Regions from separate parts of the Mus musculus genome. Here all the other regions are linked to region 1. A link is a loop called in an ENCODE intact Hi-C map of the cell type or tissue named here. Cell type or tissue: heart. All regions are shown on one strand.

Region 1 (8,000 bases):
TTTAGGAAAATATTTCTTGACTTTAGAGAGAATGAATTTTTCCAGACTTTCTGGCTAAATTAACAATACGCCTGGAGATCATTTAAGACTATATACGTAGGATGTTGTCTTACTGTGTACTAAGCATATTTAAATTTAACCTGCCTTTGCAACTAATCTCAGTATAATTTGGATTTCCCCTCGAAATCTGCTTTTACAACCTAAGCTAATGAATAGCTTTAATTTTAAATTACACCCTCTTCTATACACCTGACCCAGAGTTGTGAGTGAGTGTGTGTGTTGTGGCAATCATTTTCTGAAAGCAGCCAACAGATTGAAAGCATCTTTATGCAGCAAGTATTTACCATCATATATGTTGGAAGAAATTACAGGCTATAGTGTAGAGAGAATCTTTTATATTCTGTGTGGGAGCATCACTTGACAATAAAAAGGTGATAGCTTATGAACTGAGTCAGAAATAGAAGGTGGGACATGAGAGAGAGAGAGAAAGAGGGAGAGAGAGAGAGAGAGAGAGAGAGAGAGAGAGAGAGAGAGAGACTGACTCTGGGAAAGAGTCCAGAGTTGTGGATTTGCCATGAACTTTAATGAAGTTGGACACATAAAACAGGAGAGATATCCAATCACATGGCAAAGATGACGAGAATAAGTGGCCTATATAAGTTACAAGTTAGTCAGGAATGAGCCAAAGTTTATGGCCTCAGCATTTTTTTATAAACAGTTAAGTCTCAGAGTAGTTATTCAGTGAACAAAAGAGGCAAGGTAGACAAGCTCATGGCCACACTGTAGCTTGATAATGCATTTAAAATAGTGAGTGCTTCTTCCCTTGCAAAACTAAAGTGGCTGGAGAGATGGCTCAGCAGTTAATAATACTTGCTCTTCTTGCAGAGGACCAGAATTCAGTTGCTAGCACCCACATGACAGCTCACAACTGTCTGTAACTCCAATTTTAAGAGAGCCTAATGCCTTTCTTAGGCCTCTGTGAGCACCAGGAATGCTTGTGGGGTACAGATATACATGCAGGCAAAATATCCACAGACATTACAAGAAACCTCTTAAGTATTTCTGTGGAGAATCCTTAACTTTTTTTTTCATATCATGTTCTCTCTAATGTCCAACAAATAGAGAGCAAACCTCTTTGTTAGAGCCAGTCACAGCCACAACTACAGTCACAGGCACACGTGCACACACATGTATACACGCACAGGCATATGCATATGTACACACACACACACACACACACACACACACACACAGAGACACAGATTCAGGTGCACACACATTCAGACATCAGTCAGAGGCAAACAGACAGATTGCAAGTTGGCCAGTTACCACACATTACATGCAGATGGAAGGTACTGGGAGAGAAATGAAAAACAGAAAATTTGGCTTGCTGTTGGTCGCATGAATCCAGGAGGAAGTTGTTTTGCTTCCTTTTCTTCCTGTGACATCAGTGCATTTGGTGATCCCTGAGGAGATCTTTAAATACTAAGTGATGGAAGTAGAAAGCAGGATTTTAGTGAATTCTCCATTGTAGCTCTGTGTTGAGCTCAGGGATTTAAATTTCTCTTCCAGGTGGGAAAATAATTGCATGCCTTCCTTCCTTCTTTCCTTCCTCCCTCCCTCCCTTTCTCCCCTTCTCTTTCTTCCTTTCTCCCTTCCTTCTCTCCTTACTTCTATCCGTCCTTTTAAACACAGGGTCTCACTATAGAGTGGGACTGGTCCAAGAACTCACCATGTAAACAAAGGTGGCCTCAAATTTATAGAGCTTCCACTTCTGCTTCCTGAGAAACACCTTAAAGGTGTTTCTTGCACCTTATCTTGTGTTCCTTAGAACTCTGTTTTCTAGAGAGAGACAGAAAAGGGGGTGTATTCAGATGGGAGTGGAGGTGAGCAGGATCTACAAGGAATAAAAGGAGGAAAAACTGTAATCATAATATATTATGTGAAGAAAAAAATTATTTTCAATAAAAAGGGAAAAAGAACTGTTCCCTCACACACTCAAAGTGTGTGTGTATGTGTGTATGTTTGTATGCACATATGTATATGAGTGTGTATATTTGTGCAAATGCATATGAGATGGAAAGAAGGGGGAGGGAGGGAGGGAGGGAGGGAGGGAGAGAGGTAGAGAGAGAGAGAGAGAGAGAGAGAGAGAGAGAGAGAGAGAAGGAGAGATGGAAAATTTTCACACAAGCATACATTTTTATCAGCAGCATTGCCAGGGTATATATTGGAATTTATTCACGACATAACTTCAAGCTTATACCCTATCAAAGACAGCTACTGGTAAACAGCCTTCTGCTATCTGATTTTGTGAGTTCAACAGTTTCTAGACTCCATATTTAAGTGAGGACATGAAGTTTTTGTTTTCCTATGTTTGGGTTATTACACTTAGTACAATGTCTTCCAGGTTTATCCATGTTGTTTAATGGTGTAATCTCCTTTTTAAGGCTGAATACTATGTCTTTCTGCATGCATGTCTTTATAATGCACAGAGACATAGTATTGTCACATAGGTCCAGCTTTGGTTCTGTGGGATAACCCAGTTGTAACCTGGATTCTTACTGCAGTGTATTCTTTAGCTCTTCCTCAATATGCATGATGGCTAGATCTGATCATTTTCCCATCGTAGAATTTAGTCAGGGCTGCTAGCCCTTGGGACCTAGCCGAAAGGGACAAAAGAAATCAGGAAGGAGGCTGCCACTAGGTAATTCGGTAAATTCTTTGTTTCTGCATCACCTGGTTTGTGTTGTTATGGCACAAATGGTAGAAAAGTCAGAGTGGGATAAGAGAAAACAGAAGGAGGGGGAGGGGAAAGGGAAGACGAGAGTGGAGGAAGAAAAGAGGGAGGAAGGAAGGAAAGAAGGAAGGAAGGAAGAAAGGAAGGAAAGAAGGAAGAAAAGAAGGAAGGAAGGAAGGAAGGAAGGAAGGAAGGAAGGAAGGAAGGAAGGAAGGAAGGAAAGATGGATGTTGGGAACTAAAAAGGGGGCCCTAAGGAAGGAACAAAGGAACTTGTTTCTTGCTGAGGAGTCTGGAAAGTCCAAAATCAATGGACAAAAACTACCAGGGAACTTCTCTTTCATCCCTTGGGTAAGAACAGTATAAAAAGAGGGCTAGGGGGTAAACTTATTTTCAGCCTTTGTGCAATGCAGAGGAACCCATCCATAAGAGGAAAGCCTTCTTGACCCCAGCATCTTAGGCCCTACTCCCAAAGCTTACATTGAAGATTAAGTTTTCAACACATAATTTTTTGGGTGCACTGCTTAAGTGTAGTTTACCATATGGACTACTTTTAGTTGGAAAGATAAATTTTAGCATCTGGCGAATGACACTTTAATGTGACCAAACATGCTACATTGTGCGCTTATTTTTGCTTCAACTTTCAGAAGATGTTCTGTCAATTCTTTGAGATTATTTTAGCTTCACCCAGGTTCCACTGCCACTCTTCATGGGCCCACAAAAGCACATTGCACTAATCTCCTGTATAGTAGAAATTATGTAAGCTTGTACAAATTGAAAAAAATTAGTTTTCAAAACTCAAATAAAATAACATCTGAGCATATTTATCTGCCTAAATTGTGAGCTACTGGGCACAGTATTCAGATTTATATTTATGATCAATGTCACTGTATAATTGCAAAGAATAACTACTTTATACTTGTAATTTCATGGATTATTAATAATATCTTCTAAGCGTTTTACCCCACTGAAACAATACATTTTGAAATTGCATGCTACTCATGTATGTTTGATTCATCTGTTTGTTGTTCCTATAGCAACCGACTTCCTACACCTAGTGGAAGGGTGGATATGCTGTTGAAGGAATTATGGTCTGACAAGGTTCTTCAAGGGCTCCAAGAAGTATGAGCACAGTGGGAATTTTCATTTTGTTCAGACAAAATTTCTTAGCCCTAGTTATTTCTAGTTTGGAACTAGCTTCCTTGATATTGCAAAACAGGTAAGACATGAGCAGATGGACTGGGAAGTCCCTGCATCCGGAGCAGGCAGGTCCACTCTGACTTCTCACCTGCAGTCTGCACCAGCCAGCCAGGCAGCTGTAGAATCATCCATTTAAAAACACTGGAGGAGATTCAAAGTGTGGATCAGAGACTGAAGGAAAGGCCATCCAGAGACTGCCCCACCTGGGGATCCATTTCATATATAGTCACCAAACCCAGACACTATTGTGGATGCCAACAAGTGCTTGCTGACAGGAGCCTGATATAGTTGTCTACTGAGAGGCTCTGCCAGTGCTTGACAAATACAGAGGTGGATGCTCTCAACCAACAATGGACTGAGCACAGGGTCCCCCATGGAGGAGCTAGAGAAAGGAACCAAGGAGCTGAGGGGTTTGCAGCCCCATAGAAGAAACAACAATATGAACCAACCATTATACCCAGAGCTCTCAGGGACTAGAGAGCTAGTACAATCAAAGAGTACACTTGGAGGAACAGACCCATGGCTCCAGCTGCCTATGTAGCAGAGGACAGCCTTGTTGGACATCAATGGGAGGAGAGGCCCTTGGTTCTGAAAAGGCTCGATGCCCCTAGTGTAGGGGAATGCCAGGGCAGAGAAACAGGAATGGGTGGGTTGGTGAGCAGGGGCAGCGGGGACGAGATGGGGGTTTTCGGAGGGGAAACGAGAAAAGGGGAAAACATTTAAAATGTAAATAGAGAAAATATCTTATAAAAAAATAAAAATAAAAAATAAGATAAAACTGCCCACTAGAGGGAGCCGAGCACCATAAATCTTGGTGTGTTCCCCGGCTGCTTCCAGGAGGGGGGAAAGCAAGCCACAAGTGCACATCCCAGACCTTATTTAACATTTTCTCCGATGTTTTCTCGTCCAAATCTCATCGATTACTCCTATAAGCAAACAAAGACCAGCGCAGCATATAACATTACTACATCCACATTTTAATACGTGAAACGTTCAGGAAGTAAAACTGCTCTGGAGAAATGGGATCCAGACGAATTATTTGAACTTAACAGGGCAAAACACCCTGGACAGCATGGGCTTCCCCAAACTTCCCGTGGTCTCGTCCTCTGTTTTATTTGCCCTGGATGTAACTGTTGTATGTATCTGCTGTTGTGTGTATCTGCTACATTTTGTTACATTTTGCCCAGGCATTTAAGGTAAAGGACTCCACTAGGCAGATGTCTGGACCATGCTGAAATAAAGCCAAAGGTTGAACGTTCAAAACTAAAATTGTCTGCTTACTTACATAGAAAAATGAAAATGGGCGTTTGTTTTCAATGGCAAAAATTTCAGTTGCAGGATGACGGGCCTACGTTTGAACTGTTTTTCATGTTCCCGTTACCATTTTATATATTCTTCCCTGCTTCCAGAAATCACTTCTTTTAAAATGTTCAAATCCTGCAAAAAATGCTCAAATTTTGTTTTGTATTGAGTTTTTAGGTTCGACTATTTGAAGAAAAATGAAAAAATAATGTATGTAATCCAGCTTGAAATGTTAAAACACAACATTTGAAAATATAAATAAAAATATTGAAAATTGAGATATTAGCTCCTTATATAGTAAAATATTAAGTTTTGAGTGACACTAATTCTTAAATTTTAACTAATTCTTATTTTGGAAAAGGGTAATTATTGTGAATTGTGATTATCTCAAACTTAATTTCAATAATGAAAGCATTTTTTTAAAAAATCTTTTAACTATTTTAAAGCATTTGAAAGTTTTCTTCCCAGTTTCCCTGAGTAATTATCTATAGCTATAAACAACTTTTGCCTTGCGCTCTCGAATTTCACTCAAATTGTCTCTTTTATTTATTTGTCACTTTCTTCTGCTACACAGTCAGAAAGACACACAGATATACCACAAACCATGAATCTTCGAGGCAGCTTTCTTGAGGTGACATTCATGCTTAATAGGTGATTTGGGCGTATGGCTAATTCTGGGATTTCCCTTTTCCCCCTCTCTCACCTCTACCTCCCTTTCTCTGTATGATATTCAGCTTCACCCATGAGCAAAACTGTATCTCCCACTTGCCTCAAAGATCAGATTATCCATTTTTGTTTTTTATTTTATTTGAACTTGGGAAAATTTAATGTGGAGCTAATACAAACTGGCTGTAAACAGCTGCCACACGTAATGATACTGGACAAAAATGAAAATATCAGTCATTTCCCTTCTACCCTTTGGCTGTGTGATCCTTTTACGCAGTTTGGATCTTTAGGGACACTCTCCAGCATGTACCATTCTATACATATGAAAGTTATTATGTTTGTGCATTTCTTCGGTGTTTCTTAACAAAAGTGGAATCATGTGAAAAATAGATTTGCCGTTCCACTGGCAATACGTTTTAAAGATGCCTTTCCACCAGTGCCCAGAATTATCTCACTGGTTATAGCTGTGTGAACCCCATATTCATTAGCTCCCTTCTCTCATTCTGGGAATTTCAATCACTTCCAGCATTTGTTTATTAAACAGTTCTTTCAGTGCAGACGTGTAAGTAAATATCTTTGGAATCTGATGCATTTCCTACATTTTCATGAATAAAATCCTGTAGATACTGAAGTCACGCCTAGCTTGCTCTTCACTTTTGACTTATGGCTTGCCTGTTTCTACAAAGGTTTTCAGGGGTCTGTATTTTCTGCTGCTCTGGGCTTCTGAAAGATGTTTGTTTGGTTTTTTTTTTTTTGTTGTTGTTGTTGATTTGTTTTGTTTTTTAAAATCCATCAAACATGTTGGTTGCCAAAAATAAGATTTCAAAACATAAAATGCTATTTATCTGGAAGCGTATTCACCAGAAAGTGAAAGACCACCATCGAACTGGACAGCTCAAGTAGAAAACTCTTTCCCGTAGGACTGGAAGAGTAGCAAAACTTCTCTCACTGGTTGATTGAATCTCTGTTGGATTCAGATCACACTGACCAAATATGGGATCATCTCCCATATATCGTCAGTTTTGTTGTTGATTAAAGGCCAGCATTGAGTGGTTCAGTAGCAATTTAATGGGAACACAGAGTGATAATATGACTGGTTTAAATGCAAATATACTTAAAAGCATACCAAACACTACACACTATACAAGAATACAGAGAAATGTATTAGTACATTAGTATCGTTCTAGGGGGAAATTAATGTGACTGGGGGATAAACACCAAAAGCAGCAGGAACCAAAACAGAAAGGCATGTAGCTGGTGTTCCGAGCGCTCTTGTGATGCTGAAGCGTTTGTTTGTTTGTTTGTTTTCCCCCTGAAAGCAGTTTCTACACTGTCTTATTTATGGAAGTGCTTCCTTGCTCTCTCTGTCTACTCGGTCTCTTTCTTTGTCTCTCTATCTCACTCTTCTTTCTTCCTCCTTTTTCCTTTAAGGCCATTAAAACAGGCAGAAAAGATGCCATGAACAGCCTTCAAGTGAGCTAATTGGAGCTGGAGTTAGTATCCAGCATATACTTTTGTGGCATTGAATAATTTATTAGGAACTATAGATATGAGTGCTTATACATAGTGTCCACTGGGGCACTATTCAGAGCTAAAATTTCTGCAAAAATGAAAAGTTCATTAAAGCTCCCCATAACACGACCTCAAATTAAAGACATAGGAACCGACCAGCTGTGTGAACCATTGCAGGTGGTGTCGGGGTATACCAGCTTCACAGTGTGCAAGTCCAGCCTGAGAGATGGTATCATTGCTGTCTGGCCAAGACTGGCCAAGATATCACAGGGGAAATACAGATTTCAGAGAGAATGTGTTAAAACACTTCCTGTGCTCCAGGCATGCATGGTCTGAGAACTTTTCTCAAGATCATGTAACCTGCAAAAACAAAGCTATGAGGTTGGAGATGTGGAAAAGGGGTCACAGAGAAGTTTAATAACCCGCTGAAGAGCATCCATTTAATGAATGTAGGGAATGGTGTTGAAATCTAACAGGAGTTCAAGAGTTCCTGAGCGAGTTTAACCCAAGGCGTCCACTCTGAGGAAGATGTGGGTGGGAGTGGGCATAGAGGTATATAACATAAGGATCAGGAAGGTGGAAAC
Region 2 (8,000 bases), 220 kb after region 1:
ACTTTGTGCTATACTGGGATCTCTTGTGACTCCTGAGTTACAGCCTCTCTCTGAACTTTCAGAGAGAAATTCAAGAAGCTAGGTTTCTGCACCTAATCATTAACCCTGGACCATCTGAAGAAGGCTGCTAGCAGGATGTGGAGCCCCCCTGGGTACAGATAGTACAGCACAGAGCCTTCTTTCCCTGATTCATTTGATAGCAGAGAACTATATGTCCTTGGCTAAAACAATATGTGTTGGTTTGGTTCTACAGCAAGCCATTTTCTACACCTATCACCTCACTTATTTGAATTTTTATAATTAACCATAAAAGATATAATTAGGAACAGAAAGGAGAGCTTTATCAAGTACAACAGGCTTGACCTCATTAACCAAGTTAAGAACATAAGTCATGCAAGTTCATTGAGACCATACCCACTCTAATAGAAAGATGAAACTTCACCATAATTTTAGTGGCATGCTTAGTCATTCAAGTTCAGTACTAGAAAATCAGATTATGCACTATTTTAAAAGAGAATTTATGTGTATCATGCAATATCTTGTTTTAAAAGCTGTTGGGACTACACAAAGCAAACTTCAGCATATCCATGCCTTTCGTGTTTACTGTGATTTTCCTATTCACCCAGGGCAAACATGGGCTACATAATCAATAGTACTTGAAAAACTTCATCCTTTAATTTATTGCTAAATCATTTAACAGCTATGTCTTTGACCAATGCTTAGAAATAAAAATTCAATTTGTAAATCTATCTGGCCTTGAATAAGAAAAGAAGTCAAGTGTGATTTCTTTATGCCTACACCTTAGTTCTTAATTTAAATATGTTTGCTAATAATCTATATTTGGGTTGTATTTACCTTCAAAACTGAATTTTCTTATATTTCTGAATATCTTTCAGTTAATTTTAAAACATTCATTTATTTAGTGTATTTATGTGTGTGTGTGTGTGTGTGTGTGTGTGTGTGCATATGTGTGTGTGCTCATGTGCATGTGTAACTGTACATTGTGCTTAGAGAATATGAGTGCTAGTCACAGTGTACGTGGAGGTCAAAGAACAATCTTTGGGAGTTGATTCTTCCCTTTACCATATAATTCTAGGGAGAGAACAAACTCCAGTTTTCAGGCTTGGCAGCAAGCACCTTTAAATGCCGAACCTTCTTGACAGCTCTTCTTGCTTTTCTTAAGTTTCTCACAGAAATGTTTTCCTTGATATCTTGGAGTTGCTTCTTAAGGCCCCTGGGTCCTGTGGAGTTATTTTAACTTTAAAAATGTAAGATTCACTTAACTGATTAGTAAGGATCTATAGGCTTTATCTCATTTCTCATAACAAACCCCATAAAACTAAACTATTACAATGTAGTTATATGAAGATTTTAAAACAAATAGAAACCATTTTTGGTTAGGGTCCCAAAAATATATATGTGTTTATAAATTATTTTTATTATAATTTTTGCTTGTGGCAATATAAGACATTTTCTCCTTCACTCAATGAAGTAAATTATAATGAATACCTGGGTATGAAATTTACATACAACATACAGGTTATTTTTAGACAATTATATAAACTCATGACAGCTTTATAGAAAACATTGACTGTGTCATCTAGATCTTTCCAAATTGTGAGATAAACACTTTCATTGAGTTTTTCCTTCCTTCCTTCCTTCCTTCCTTCCTTCCTTCCTTCCTTCCTTCCTTCCTTCCTGGAAATATTATCTTGTGTGTTCTTTGTTAATTTCTAAAAATATATAACTCTAAGAAGAGCTCTGGTTCTTTTTGCTCCATACTTTTATCAAGCTCTGTAGATGAGGATGAGGATGATGATGATGATGAGGAGGAGGCGGATAAGGAGGAGGAGGAGGATCTATTTTAGTAAAGTAAAGGTCCAAACAGAAAAGCCATGCATCATCCTGAAAATCTAAAGTGAGCTAGTTTAAGAACTCTCTCTCACATCCAGAGACTTCCACACCTGGGGATCCATCCAATATACAACCAACAAACCCAGACACTATTGTGGATGCCCACAGGAGCCTGATATAGCTGTTTCCTGAGAGGCTCTGCCAGTGCAGGACAAATACAGAAGTGGCTTCTCACAGCCATCCATTGGACAGAGCACAGGGGCCCCGTAGGAGGAAAAACAATATGAACTAACCAGTAACCTCAGAGCTCCCAGGGACTAAATCACTAACCAAAGAAAACACATGGTGAGACTCATGGCTCCAGCTGCATATGCAGCAGAGGATGGCCTAATTGGTCATCAATGGGAGGAGAGGCCCTTGGTTCTGTGAAGGCTCTACAACCCAGTATAGGAGAATGACAGGGCCTGGAAGCAGGAGTGGGTGGGTTGGTGAGCAGAGGCAGGGGGAGGGGATAGAGGGTTTTCAGAGGGGAAACCAGGAAAGGGGATACCATTTGAAATGTAAATAAAAAAAATCTAATAAAAAACCCAAGGAACAAACAAACAAATAAAAAGAATTCCCTCTCAGTTTTCACCAGTGGAGTGACTAAAAGATGTGGACTGCCATGTTTGGCCTCAGTGGGGTAGGATGTACCTAGTCCTGCAGTGACTTCATGTGCCAGGGCTGGTCATTACCAGAGCTGGGGACAGGGGTGAGGTGCTCACTTTCTCAGAGGAGGAGAGGAAGGGGGAAGGCAGGAGAGGTTCTGTGAACATCAACTTATTGTCTGTAAAAAAGACCAAATGGACCCCAGCTTCTCCTGTCAGGTTGATAACATTATTTAGTGTATTGATTCAAGGTAAATAACTTCTTGAAACAGTTTCCCTCATGGGAAATGGTGCCAGTCATAAGGAGTTGCTCTGTCTTCACCTGAGTAGCTTTGATGGCAAGTTGTTACTGGTCTGGGTAGAATTTGGTTTCCTCTGTGGTTTGCCTGCAGGTGAGAGAAATGCAGTCTGTCAGGGGAACTTGGTTTGTTCCATAATCATTTGTCAGTGTAAACTGGTGACTTGTTCTCTGGCCTTACGTGGCAATCTGTTCACTTGGTGATGATATTGCCTCTGCTTTTACAGTACTTGAAACAAATCAAGTTTCTGAAATTTAAAGCCACAAAAGTTGACCCTGGACATGACAGGAACATGATCAGACCAAAGAAAAGAACTAACATTACTAACGATGGGTTCCTTCCCTCTCCTTTGACACTTGAAAACTCCAGAGCCCCAGCAACAAGTACTAGGAACATGTATTCATTTTCAAGACTTAAAAAAAAAATGTTCTATAGTTCCTACTTTGCAGTTTTCAATGTGCTTATTACACAGTCTTCTTAATGTTTTAATTTTACTTCAACACCTTAATTTGGGATATTTTGTCTTACCTGAACATTGGGTAGCTCTAGGGAAAAATGATATTTGATTCGTTGAGTTTTCAAAGTCTAATGCCTTTATAAAATTAGCTTATACTGATAGCTTAGCATTGACTCAGGGCCAAAGAAACATCTCAAACGTAGAATAGACGGGGATATTTATTAATGCTTTCTTTCAGGTATCAAAATTGGGCTTAAATTGAAGTGTAAACATTATGGTAAAATGTGGCTACTATCCAGTTAATTTGATGGTAGATACTTACAGTTTATTTCCCTTAGGTTGTACTTTGTCTTAATTTTAATATGTAAGAGCGGAGCAATTTCACATTTGTGCTTTAAATTACTAATAATATCATGGCTGTATTGTTTATTCTAATGTAATACTGTGCAGGATTACTTCAGGTTTTTTTTTTGTTGTTGTTCTTCTTCTTCTTTTTAAGTTGCATATCCTCTATATTAGAATTTTGTTCCTCTAGGCTGCCATCAGAAGTGATATGCGACAGCAAGGCTTACTGAAAAGTAAAGAGAGGAAACTTCTGAAAACTGGAATCCTGTGATGTCTTTCTTCTCTAAGAAAAATGTTTTGCACCTATGTGCTTTGGGGATCTGACATTACTCATTTAGTTGACCCCAGGAAAGGAAGTGAACACAGCCTTCATAAAGAAGATTATTTTTGTTGTTAAACCATGCTGCATTCTTTGTGTAAAAACAGATTTAAACAATCCCATGTATCTTGGCTGCTTTTCCTCCTATAAGGAAGCATCTATATATTTTAACATTATTGATCCCTATATCTATCCGTTAATGTTTCTTTAAATGCATTTTCTCCAGATGTTGGATGAAAAAACGCCCTTGTTATTTTTTCCATTATCACTCTTCACTACTTTCCATAGGCTGCGGGTTGTGTGAGCCAAGGGCTGACAGAAATAGCATACACGGGAGCTCCAAATTATAGGCACGAAAAATAACTTTTATAAAATACATTTTAAGTGACACTACTTTCCCAAAAGCTGGCTCTAATTGACTCAAGCCTAGAAAGCAGTAACTGAGGAGCACATCAGACACACGTCCACTGATCCCAGAATGGGCTCCACAGTATGACATTGGCAGGATGATGACATTCCCAGCTTGCTACCAGCACATTCCAAAAGTCAGGCTGGGTATTTTGGTACCGTCAGGCCAGTTTCCCTCAGAAGTATCCTCTAACAAGCAGAGACTGTTAAGTTATTTACTCCAGCTGCAGAGAACTCCACTGCTCACCTGCCAGCAGATAAAAGAAAGAAGGGCGAGGGAGACCTCAAGCAGAGGGGATTTCTTTGTATACAGATGGCCTTTGCCCGGGTTTGAGGCTGCAGCAGTCCTGCTGTTCACTGAACGTTACAGATGGCTGCGTGGGCAGGAAGCCCTCCCCTTTCCTAACAGTGCTCTGGGGACTAGAGGGGGCCTGGAAGGAGCTTTCTTCTTCCTTCCCAGCTTCTTCTCCAAACCCCCAACTGAGAAGAAAAAAAAAAGGAGAGAGAAAAAGAGAGAAAGCAAAGAATAGTTTTAAATATTTAAAAAACACATCCATACAACCATTTCTGCCAGTATAATTTTTTTTCTTTTTAGAGAAAATTTAGATTAACCTCAGTGCTCTTGATTGGAGTAGTGTTCTGAACCAATGGTGACAGCTCACTGAAGCACCACTCAGTTTGTGTTGAATTATGTAACAATTTCACATAAGCAAAAGGAGGCTTGACCAAGTAAATATGGTATCAGAAGTGTTTTCTTCTTCCTTTCCTAAAGTCACATTTTAAGGTTTAGTTTTCCCCATAATTTTTCTGTGGTGCTTTGAGTATGTGTGTTTGTGTGGTATAGATATGCCTGTGGTGGTGGAGGTGATGGTGTTGTTGTTGTTGGTGGTGGTGGTGGTGGTGAATGTGTGTATACATATATTTATAAACCAGAAATTGATGTCTGGCATCTTACTTAATGTACCTCCAACTTCATTCTCAGATTTGAGATCTCTCACTGAACCAGCTCCAAGGATCTTCCTGTGTCTGCTTCCCCAACGCTAGGATCATAGCATGTGATAAATGTTCAAAGTTTGTATATGAAATCTAGGGAATAGAATTGAGGTTCTCACTCTCGCATTACAAGCACATTACTGCACGAGCCATCTTGCCCTCCAGATGATATTGCTTTTAATAAACGTAAATACTTAGCTGATTTGAGCCTATTAACAAAGGGTTAATTTCATAATTATAGAACTAAACCAAGCAATGCAGATTCAGTCCATGCAAGTTTTCTTATAATTTTGAGACAATGGCATCATTCCTCTTCCATTTGTAGAACTTAAAGTCATATTGTGCTCATAAGGAAACATAATATTTAGCACAATATCACTTTTATTTTGAACCATTTAATATCAGGAGAGAGCTTTTATGTATTTGTGCAAAAGGATAATTTCACAAGACTTAATTTTAATTTTTATAAGTATTTCATTTTAAAATGCACACAAATATATATATAAAGCAGGAAAAACATATGAAAATTTCCATAAAGGAGGTTTTGACAAATGTTTTCCTTTAGGAAATGCAGAGAATTGTTAAGAGAAGGCCTCAACTATCTTGTCTTAGATGTGCTGGCGTGAGGAAGTGTTATTACTCGACTATTGGGAGAGAGGCCAGATGGTAATCGAACTGCCATGGAGCTCCACACACTTGGAATTGGACTGCCTTTCTTTTTCATCTCTTCTCTTTGGGACTAGTTTTCTGACATGATTTATCTTGATGGTTTTTTTGTTGAATCTACTCTTGATTTGAAAATTGGTTCACTGGAGTCAAAAGCAGCTGAGCTAAAAAGAACATATTTAGAGGAAGTGAGATGACTTTTACTTCCTACAAATAAAAGTGGAATGTCTTTATTATACTCCAAACCAGGGACTGCATAATGTGTGTGGAGTTCATCTCAGTTTCCAGGTCATAAACTGAAGGGGAGCATTTTGAACTTCATAAAATCAAAGTTCCAGAATTTTACTTTTCAATACAAAAAGCCTTCTTCCATTCTTTCTGGATTTTCATCTGGCTTTAGGAACCATGTTCAGGTCACTGCCAGCTTGCTGGTTGCAGAGTTAGTGGTATGGCCTCTGGTCATATTTCTCAATTTGATTGACCACAGCATAAGATACTCAATAGAAAGCCTGGCCAATCCATACAAGTAAAAGCCCAGGCTGAAAGTCAGAATTTTCATGTCTGTATATAGATGTCATTGACTCTAAATATAAATTTGTAGAAAAAGAAAGGCAACTGTTCAAAATAGAACCCATTGTCACTAGATTAGTAGCATTATTAGAGTCATTTATTAAGATATATATTGAACAAACCCAATGGAAGAACGTAGAAACAAGACACATTGTATGTTCATTGCATATTTTGTAAACCATATTATTGCCTTCCTTTCTAATATTTATTTCCATTCACAATAAGACAATAATATTTGAGAAATATATACATTTGAGAAGGTATACATATATATTGTACACACACAAATATATTTGAATGTGAGAAATTCGAACACTGATGTTATGCAGTTAATTGTTAAGCTATTGGAACTTAGGGAATTTAAAAGGATACACTGATTTCCCAAGCACAAGAGAAAAATCTTTAGACATCATAAATGAGAAACAAGTACCCAAAGAGCTATGTGTGTGTCTGTGTAGGTATGTACATATGTGTAAACACACCCATGTATATTCATGCACATGCAATGTGTTTATTATGGTTTTTAATGAACAGATGAATAGAATGTATCATCATAAAGATGCATGCAAGTAGGGAAAGAACCTATGTTGCTTAAGCTTAATAGATAAAACATGAAGTGTACTTTAGGGGAAAAAAACCTCAAGTCACACTGGAAAGGCCTTAAATGTCTACATATGCAATGGTTCAGCAAGGTCCAATCCACTAATGACAGCCATTGCCGCACATTGTAGTGTTACAAAGCAGAAAAGGTTCCTGCACACTGGCCCTATCCAAGTGCTTTAAGAAATAATGGTTCTAAGATGAAAGTCTTGTTAAGGTTTCAATGAAAATGTTTGGCACACCATAATGAAAAGCCAACAATCTGCTTTTAACAAGAGACACTGGAAAAATGTCGGTTAACATACTGCTGAAAATATTAATTCTCCTTAATGGCAGGATGCAACGTAGCTTTTTATAGGTTTTGATCCCTGTCATAAATTTGGCTACGACAAAAGGGATACCCCAGCTTTAACTCACTGGCAAGAACATTAGCTATTTTCCAGTCTTAATAGGTTTGGCTGGATTTTGCTCCTCAGAGAGATGGCTAGATATGTATGTGTGCTGTGTTAGCACACATATGCATGCACTTATGTACATGTGTGAGGGTGTAGTCAATGTGTGTGTGTGTGTGTGTGTGTGTGTGTGTGTGTGTGTGTGTGTAGTTTGGGAAACTTTCTAAAGATTTAAGTTGTAGGTTCCATCGTGATTGTTAGAATCTCAATTGAAAACTTGGATCAATGTGGAAGATAACTGTCTTACAAACCAATATGCTTATTCTTTACATACTCTTCTTAGGCTGGCTGAGTGAGGGGGAAAAAAAGCATGTTTTCCTACACTTTTTCTCTTATTGCACAGTTGGAAATTTTGGATATTAAGAATTAAGGAAAACAGCCAGGCGTGGT
Region 3 (8,000 bases), 68 kb after region 1:
ATTGGGGAGGGTTTTCTTCAGAGTGGGAATCAGGACAGGGGATAACATTTGAAATGCAAATAAAGAAAATATCCAAATAAATAAATAAATAAATAAATAAATAAATATCTCTCTTTTCTGTGTGACCAAGAAATTTCTGATACAAATATCAGTTCAGTCCAGGTACTAAATTTGTAATATTTTATACTGTACTACATTTTCTCATTGCTGTAAAATCACTGAATACAACCATTTTTTCTACTTAAATTGACTGCAGGACATACATTCTTAATCCCCCTCCATCTTTCTCTCACTGTTTTGGTTTTGATTCATCAGCTCAGAATCTTTTACTTTTTTTAATTAGATATTTTATTTATCTACATTTCAAGTGTTATCACCTTCCCCTCCAGAAACTCCCTATCCCAAGCCCCGCCCCGCTCCCTGCCTCCCACTGCTTCCATGAGGGTGCTCTCTAGTATTTCCCTACACTAGGGCATTAAGCCTTCATAGGTCCAAGGGTCTGTCCTCCTACTGATGCCAGACAAGGCCATCCTCCTCTACATATGCTGCTGGAGCCATGGGTCCCTCCATCTGTGCTCTTTGGTTGGTGGTTTAGTCCCTGGGAGCTCTAGGGGTTCTAGTTGGTTGATATTGTTGTTCTTCCTACGGGATTGCAAACCCCTTCAACTCCTTCAGTTCCTTCACTAACTCCTCCAGTGGGAACCCTATGCTCAGTCCAGTGGTTGACTCCTAGCATCTGTCTCTGTATTTATCAGGCTCTGGCAGAGCCTCTCAGAAGACAGCTATATCAGGATCCTGTCAGCAAGCACATCTTGACATCTGCAATAGTGTCTGGGTTTGGTGTCTGTATATGGGATAGATCCTGGGGGGGGGGGGGGGGAGGTGGTCTCTGCATGGCCTCCCCAGGTATGTAGCAATGGGGGATGGGAAATTGTAGGTAGCTACCAGCAAGTCTCACATTGTAGGCAGCTGGCACTGGTCTCCAGCACACCTTCTCTGTAAACAACACCACTGAGCAGGCGCTAGCCCGACTCCCAAGCGGGTGCATGCTAATGAAGTGTCGACAGACCAAGCAATCCCAGGAGGACACATAGCCCTCCCAGTGCTGGGGTGATATAAGCAGTCCTCCCTGGGTTCCCGGGGTTCCCCGTAGCATCAAGGTGGTCCTGCAATAAAGCTGTTGAGAAGAATCCTACCGTGTTACATTTTCCTTGCTGGACGAGGTGGGCGTGACACCAGATGTCAGGAAAGCAAGAAGTTCTGAGGACCCAAGGAGGATGACATTAGCTGAAATGACCAACAAAGGGGAGGGAGAACCTGTAGATACCATATCAAAAGGTTAGACAAGGCCCATGGTTGCAGGATGGGGCCAACCATTCAGGTCCAAATTTTTAACTCAGAATTGCTCTTGACTGAAGAAAATATGGAGCTCAGAATCTTAAGTACCTAGTAAAAACTTGGCTTGATCAATAGCCACTCACTCCTACCAGAAGATCCACTGAATTATGTAACATTTGGTACAACAAACTTCTGATTCTAAAATATACATGTGCAGCTTATATCTCATGCCTCATATCTAGGTGGATATATCTACCTACGTGTCAAGTCATCTCTACATTTATTGGGTATTACAAATAAACTGTCCACAAGAGAAAGCTAAGTTCCATCCCATAAAATATTCTTTATCTCCTTATTGAATGGAATACTTTGATATTTACTTTGCCAGTGGTGACCAGTGCCTTAGAATAATCATTGGCGCAAGTTTTTCCTCATACTCCCTACCAGTTTTTCAACAAATTCTTCTGTCTCTACTTTTACAATTCATCAAATAAAATGAAGCGAAAATAAAAACAAATCCAGTTTTTCCATACCATATCAGAACCCTTTTCTTTATTGAGACATTTAACAATTTGCTAACACGATATTCTCTTTCTACATTCATATACTGTGGTGCATAGTCATCATGGTAACCATAGCAGTTTGTCATCATTCTAACAGACAAATGAGATACCACCTCCCTTGTCTATTTCCTGAACAAGTCTCTACACCGTTCATGTGCCCAACCCAAAGTCCTTATCATGGCCTAGAAGTTGTTATGTAATTTGACTTCTTGATATATCTATGAAATCACCTCTTTCTACCTCAAACTATTCACATTTCTTAAAATAAAGAAATACATAAAATAATAATAATTAAAAAAAAAAGACCTTTCGAAGTCTCCCACTTCAGAGACTTTATTACTCTGTCTCAGGAGGGAAGTTTTCCTCTCAAGGTCTCCATTGCCTGCACTTAACATTCGTAATTTCTCTTCTAATTTTCCCTTTATTTTCTTTTCCAAATAAGATATTCCCAGTCAATTCACTTAAAAGTAAAAACACTGCCATCACTTGGTTTTGCTTCTTTCTTTCTTTCTTTCTTTCTTTCTTTCTTTCTTTCTTTCTTTCTTTCTTTCTTTTTTTCCTTCTTTCTTTGTTACTGTTTTTGGTTTGTTAGTTTGTTTCCATAGGTCCAACTTCCCAGAGGCAGGGGAAGGCTTGTATCCACAGTGAATACTTCATGAACATTTTAAAATTATTAGACTGTACAGTGTTTTGCTTGCAGAAAGTAATTGTTTGCTTTTCCCTGCTAATCGGCAATGCAAAGCTCCAAATTATATTTAACACCAAAATAAGGAACACAGATTTTTTTTTCCATTTCATGAATTTTTCAAAGTTAACAAGAATTGAAAGTGGTTGTATATCAGAAACAGGTGTGTTTCATCTGTGTAGTAAAACCCTGGGTTTCAAAGAATGGAAAATTTTGGTTGGCCATAGCAAAAGGAACTATTGAATGAATAACAGAGACATGGCTCTATTATTCTATATTCTGTGCCACATGATAGGAAAATAGGAAAATGCTCATTGAAATGCTGTTAGGGTACCTTTGATCACATTTAATTAACTGAAATGTAAAATACACATTTACTTAATGTCTTCTGTCCCAACCACAATTGGGATTTTTTTTCCAAGTATAAGAGCCAGAAAATGATAAGGTGTACCGGCCTCGTACTCCGAAACCCCAGGAAGAATTTTATACTCCTTAAATAAAACAATATAAACGATAATTGACTTTTTTTTTTTTTTTTTACTAAAAAGAAATTTAAGAACCTTTCGTTCTGTGGAAATTGTTCTGTGATGCTTTGGTTTTATTCATTGTTTTCATCTTCTTTTTACTATCACTACTCTGAAGCATTTTAGAGATTTAAATAGAACAAGAAATCCTAGGAAAACTGAAGAGCAATCATACATAACACATTTCCTTTGGATTTTCGTAATTCTTATCACACATGTGTTTTCTGGCACCACGCGCGTGCATCACAATAACTTCCCTGGGACAAACATTGTTTTTCTTATCCTGGTCTCATACTCCCGTACACCATCTTCTTCCTCAGGAACAATGGTAGAGTTAAAATAGACAGCTTTTACACTGAAAAAGTCAGTGAACTGCAGTCACTGAAACCCAATGTCAGTTCTCGGGGTCTGTTTATTTTAGAATTCAGAGAGAGAGAGAGAGAGAGACACTGTCATCTTCATGTGGCACAGTGTCTTTCTGCAAAGAGCTGTAGATACGGTTTTCAGCACCTCTAGTACAAGGAGAAAGATGATTTATTTAAAAAGTACACTGTTCATTTTTTCTTTTAAAGCAGGGGATTGGCAAAGATGCCCCGGGTCTTTGAGCTAGTCACTTTTGTCTCTGTTGCCTAACCTAGCCAGCCTCCCTGAGATGTATATGAAAAAGAAGCTCTGATCTGCCAACCTCTGTGATGAATGATTTGGGAATGGTCCAAGTAGTAAGAAAGGGATTTAGTCTGGTTTTCTTGACTGTAGCCCCATTTATTTATGAGAAGCTTGTGAGAAGATTTGCAGGGGAAGAGAAAAAAAACCCACTCATAATGTGGCTTTTCATTCAGAATTGTATTTAGGAATAACCATGGCCACCACTGCATTGGTGTTGGTGGTGAAATGGTGAGGATTGCTGTTTCCCATGTGGCAAAAACAAACAAACAAACAAGCAAACAAACAAACAAACACAGTGAATCTCAAATGTCTGTGGTCTCATGGGTTCTGTTTAAATTCCTATTATTACCCTTTGCTTAGGGGCATTATCATTAAGTTTCATGTATCTTCTATTCTGTTTTTTCCGTTTGTGGTAGTGTGTAACTGTTGTTAACGCATACAGTTTCTGTTATCCTTAGAAGGACCTTCAGGAGTATATGTTGAATATTTGCCCATTTGATAAGTGATGGAATGAAGGCTTCCTCTTGACAATTTTTCTTGATAAAATGAGGAAAAGAGATCCCAAACTCAAACTTAGATATACTTGACTCCAGACTTAAAGTTAGTTGCTATGTCTCCCTGTGCCCTACATATGGGGTAGAAATTGAGTGCTATTTATTCCTAAATATAGGGTAGGTAGATATGCAGCCATTCATATTCTAAACTATAATGTACTTCCTGGTCAATATCATTCACTTTAAAACCATTTCTACCTCCTTCATTTGAAGTAAAAGTCATCTAGGTAGGAAGTCATTCTCTTCTGTATTAAGTAGCTTTGATGACGACTTAACCATGATATCAAACAGAATTTCAAGTTATTAAAATGCTCTATGAATTATTTAATTCTCTATGAAGAGTGGCAGTGACATTCCTTGCCTCGTTAGTTTTTAGCTTTTAAACTTTTAGTTCTCAGGAGCAATACTGTGAAGGTTCATCAGTTTTGTGCCAACATTGTATTACCTCACTTAGCATATATTCAGGAACCTTTGAATGTCCCTACAGCGAATACTCACATACATAGCACTTGAAGTCTCTTATTTTCTTTTAAAATCTATTAATCTAGCACCCTGACGAGTGAGTGATTTTATTTTTGTAAAGTTAATCACAGATATTAGTATTCTTTATATCAAAAAAATCATCAAGTACAGTTAAAAATGTATTGACATTTTGGCTGGATAAGTTTTATAAAGGTGAAATGTGCAAATCTTGTATGTCAACTGATGGTTATTTTACATTATTTTATATACAAGCATAAGGAAGTAAAAGCTCCCTCACAGTACTGAAAACCACTATGTCAAATTTAGCACAATTCTCAGTTCCTATCCCTTTGCCTACCAAAGAGAGACAAACCCACTCTCAAGTTTTACATCATAGGTTAGGTTTGTCCATTTTAGGCTCAAAGAACATACAAACACTGTGATAGTCCTTTGCTGGCTTACGGGGGGCTTCTTTCAGCATAAGGTTTTTGAGGGACCTCTTTGTAGGGTGGTGATTTGTCTCTTTGTACTTCTTGGTAGAGCTCTATTGTGGGAACTTATCACAGTCTGTCCATTTTACTGTTGATGAAAATTTGGGCTGAATTGGTTTATTCCTTGAACAATGAAATTGACAGGAATGTCTTTTGGGATGCTGGAGAGATGGCCCAGCGTTTAAGAGTGGTTGCTGTCTTCGCAGAGGATCAGAGTTTGGTTCCCAACACCCAAGACAGGAGGCTGAAAATCACCTGTAATTTTAGACCTCATGATTCAACCTGTTTTTCTAGCTTTTGTGTATACCTGCGCACAAGTGCCCCACCCCAAACAAATAAAAAACTTTAGCAAAATAAAAGTTTTTTGGTTGTTCTTGCACATACATTCTTCATGCTCTTATTTCTGCCAGGAAAACATTAAAGAGTGGAATTTCTGCATCTTTGGCTTGCTATATTTTTGTTTCATGGAGGAAGTTTAGAATAGTTCCCAGGGTAGTTTCTACCATTTCACATTCTCATCAATAATAAATGAAAATTTTAGTGTCTCTATTGGTTTACAAACACTTAGTGTTTCCTGTTTTTGAAATCTTAGATACTTTTAGAGTATATACTTGTTCTCATTGTGTTTTTAATCTTTATTTATTGATGATTAATGATATCAAACATTTTCATGCAATTGAATATTTTTTAAAATAGGGAGCTATGACCTGGTCATTAATGTTGCCAACTTTTCAAAATTGCATAGCTTTTCTTTTTCCCTGACTGATTTTTGAAAATTGAGAAATACTGAGAACAAGAAAAACAACTTAATTATGTGTTTCAAATTTTAATTGTAAAATGTTAATTTCAATTATATAAAAATTTTACTAAAACCATCCCAATTATACTAATGATTATAGATAAAGCACAAAAAAGATATTGGGTGTGGTCTACAGTGTAATAATAAAATCTGATTTGTTTTTTTGTTTGTTTGTTTGTTTCTCAGAGCAAATTCTCCCTAGCTACGGCAGGGTTGCCCTCTTTGAAGTGGAGCATGACGTGCTAAATTAGTCTGAGAGTCATCAGGTTATCTTTAATCCCCAGTTTAAGTCTCAGAAATCTTAAGGCATCTATCTAATTTGGTAATGATGTTCTGAGTATGCCATTAACACCTGACACTCCTTCTCGCTATCCAATATCTCCCTGTAAAATTCAACTAGACACCTCACACATTACTCTCCACATTATTTAATAATTTTATTATACCTATGGCCAACTCCTAAATTTAACAATGGAGGATAAGTTTAAGAAGGAGCAGAGGGATGATAAATGCATTCCTCTTATTACCATAAACTAGGAAAATTGTGACCAGATGCATAGGTGGTGCTGGGGGGTCAGAGAATTTGCTTCATCTCCTTGTTATTCACCCACTGTGCTGCTCTAAGATCCTTTAGTGGTCAAAGGGTGACAGAAGCAATACATCAGGCCTGTGCTGTAAAATGTTATCTAAAGGTAAAAAGTAGCCCTGCAGGACAGATAGAATTCTAGGTGGAGACATGGGATTTATGATAAAATTCTATAACCACATAAAAAATATCTGTGGCCACATTTATGTGAAGCAATGGTGCCATTCATTGGGTGGCTTAGGTGCTCACAGGTGCACATTCTTTGTCTTAGTAGACATAGATCCCAGTAGACATTCAGGTCTGTTTTGAATTTAAAGTGGAAGTTCCAAGAAAGATTTGGTGACTCTTTTCCTTTCCTTACCCCTTTCAATACACATGTAGGAAAAACAATAGGCTGATGCAGATTATAGTTCAGAATAGTGTCCTACAAACACACACACACACACACACACACACACACACACACACACACACACACACACTGCACACACACTGAATCCATCTAACAGAAAACACTTAAGGGAATAAGTTGCAGGAAAGTGAAACAGGAAATTTAGCAATGTATAGACATGGCAAAGGGCTTAGGATCAGAAAGGTTCAAGTTGAAAATCAGTATTGTTGAAGCTACACCTTCATAGATTGATTGAAATAATATTTTTAAATATTTAAATTATGACTGAAGAAGATCAAGATCAGTTATTTGTATCTCAAAGAAAAATATATTAATATATTTTAATCAAAATTGAGAAATAATTTTTCTTCCCTCCTCACTTTAGTTAATATACCCAATGTCCTTCACCGTATAGGCTTTGCTTCCATGAAAGACAGACAATAAACATGTGCTGTGAATTGATGTTTATACTTTGTTACCTGTATAGGATATAACATATAAAGGATTTGGTGTATTTTCTCATTCTTTAGGAAGAAGGAAAAATTAAAGATATTCAAAATATATTAACAGAAATTTAGAGTCCTCTTTTGGAGGAAATGTGTTACTGAGCTTTGATCTATTTCCATATCATTGCCTCTTCCCCTGGACAACTTCATATGAGCGTGTGAAAGAAAAACCCACTTTACATTATTGTAGCTGAATGAACTGACTAATGCAGCTAAGCAGCTGATATGTGTGCAGTAAAGAAGATGTTGACTGTTAAAATTCTAGTCATTAGCACTGGTGTGCATGCACGTCTCGGAATTACTACAGTAGGCAAGATGATTGACAACAATGGCTGAGATGCACAGCTGCTTTCCTTATTCTTCTCTCCCTCTTTCACAATCACTGAACTTTCTACATCAGTTTTAAGTTTATCACAAAGTGGGGGCAATGAGTTC

What was found. Hi-C counts contacts between places; a loop is a spot of excess contacts. Peaks named below come from ENCODE experiments on the same cell type or tissue, not always from the same donor. Only the 100,000 strongest peaks of a DNase experiment are listed, where the experiment ranks them.
Region 2: a loop joins it to region 1, with 3 times the contacts of the local background. A loop is called at or near these places in 8 of 42 quality-filtered maps.
Region 3: a loop joins it to region 1, with 2.2 times the contacts of the local background. A loop is called at or near these places in 3 of 42 quality-filtered maps.

What each region holds. Positions count from the first base shown.
Region 1 is chr12:36,709,431-36,717,430 of GRCm38, forward strand. No RefSeq gene overlaps it. Among named protein-coding and RNA genes, the nearest start is that of Mir5099, 100 kb to the right of the region's middle. In heart, a CTCF peak has its summit at 4,724 (motif pointing right); no DNase peak of the experiment used is centred here; H3K4me3 peaks cover 605 bases.
Region 2 is chr12:36,928,777-36,936,776 of GRCm38, forward strand. No RefSeq gene overlaps it. Among named protein-coding and RNA genes, the nearest start is that of Gm40394, 50 kb to the left of the region's middle. In heart, no CTCF peak of the experiment used is centred here; DNase peaks (open chromatin) are centred at 4,455 and 4,605; H3K4me3 peaks cover 406 bases; H3K27ac peaks cover 685 bases.
Region 3 is chr12:36,777,616-36,785,615 of GRCm38, forward strand. No RefSeq gene overlaps it. Among named protein-coding and RNA genes, the nearest start is that of Mir5099, 35 kb to the right of the region's middle. In heart, no CTCF peak of the experiment used is centred here; a DNase peak (open chromatin) is centred at 3,346.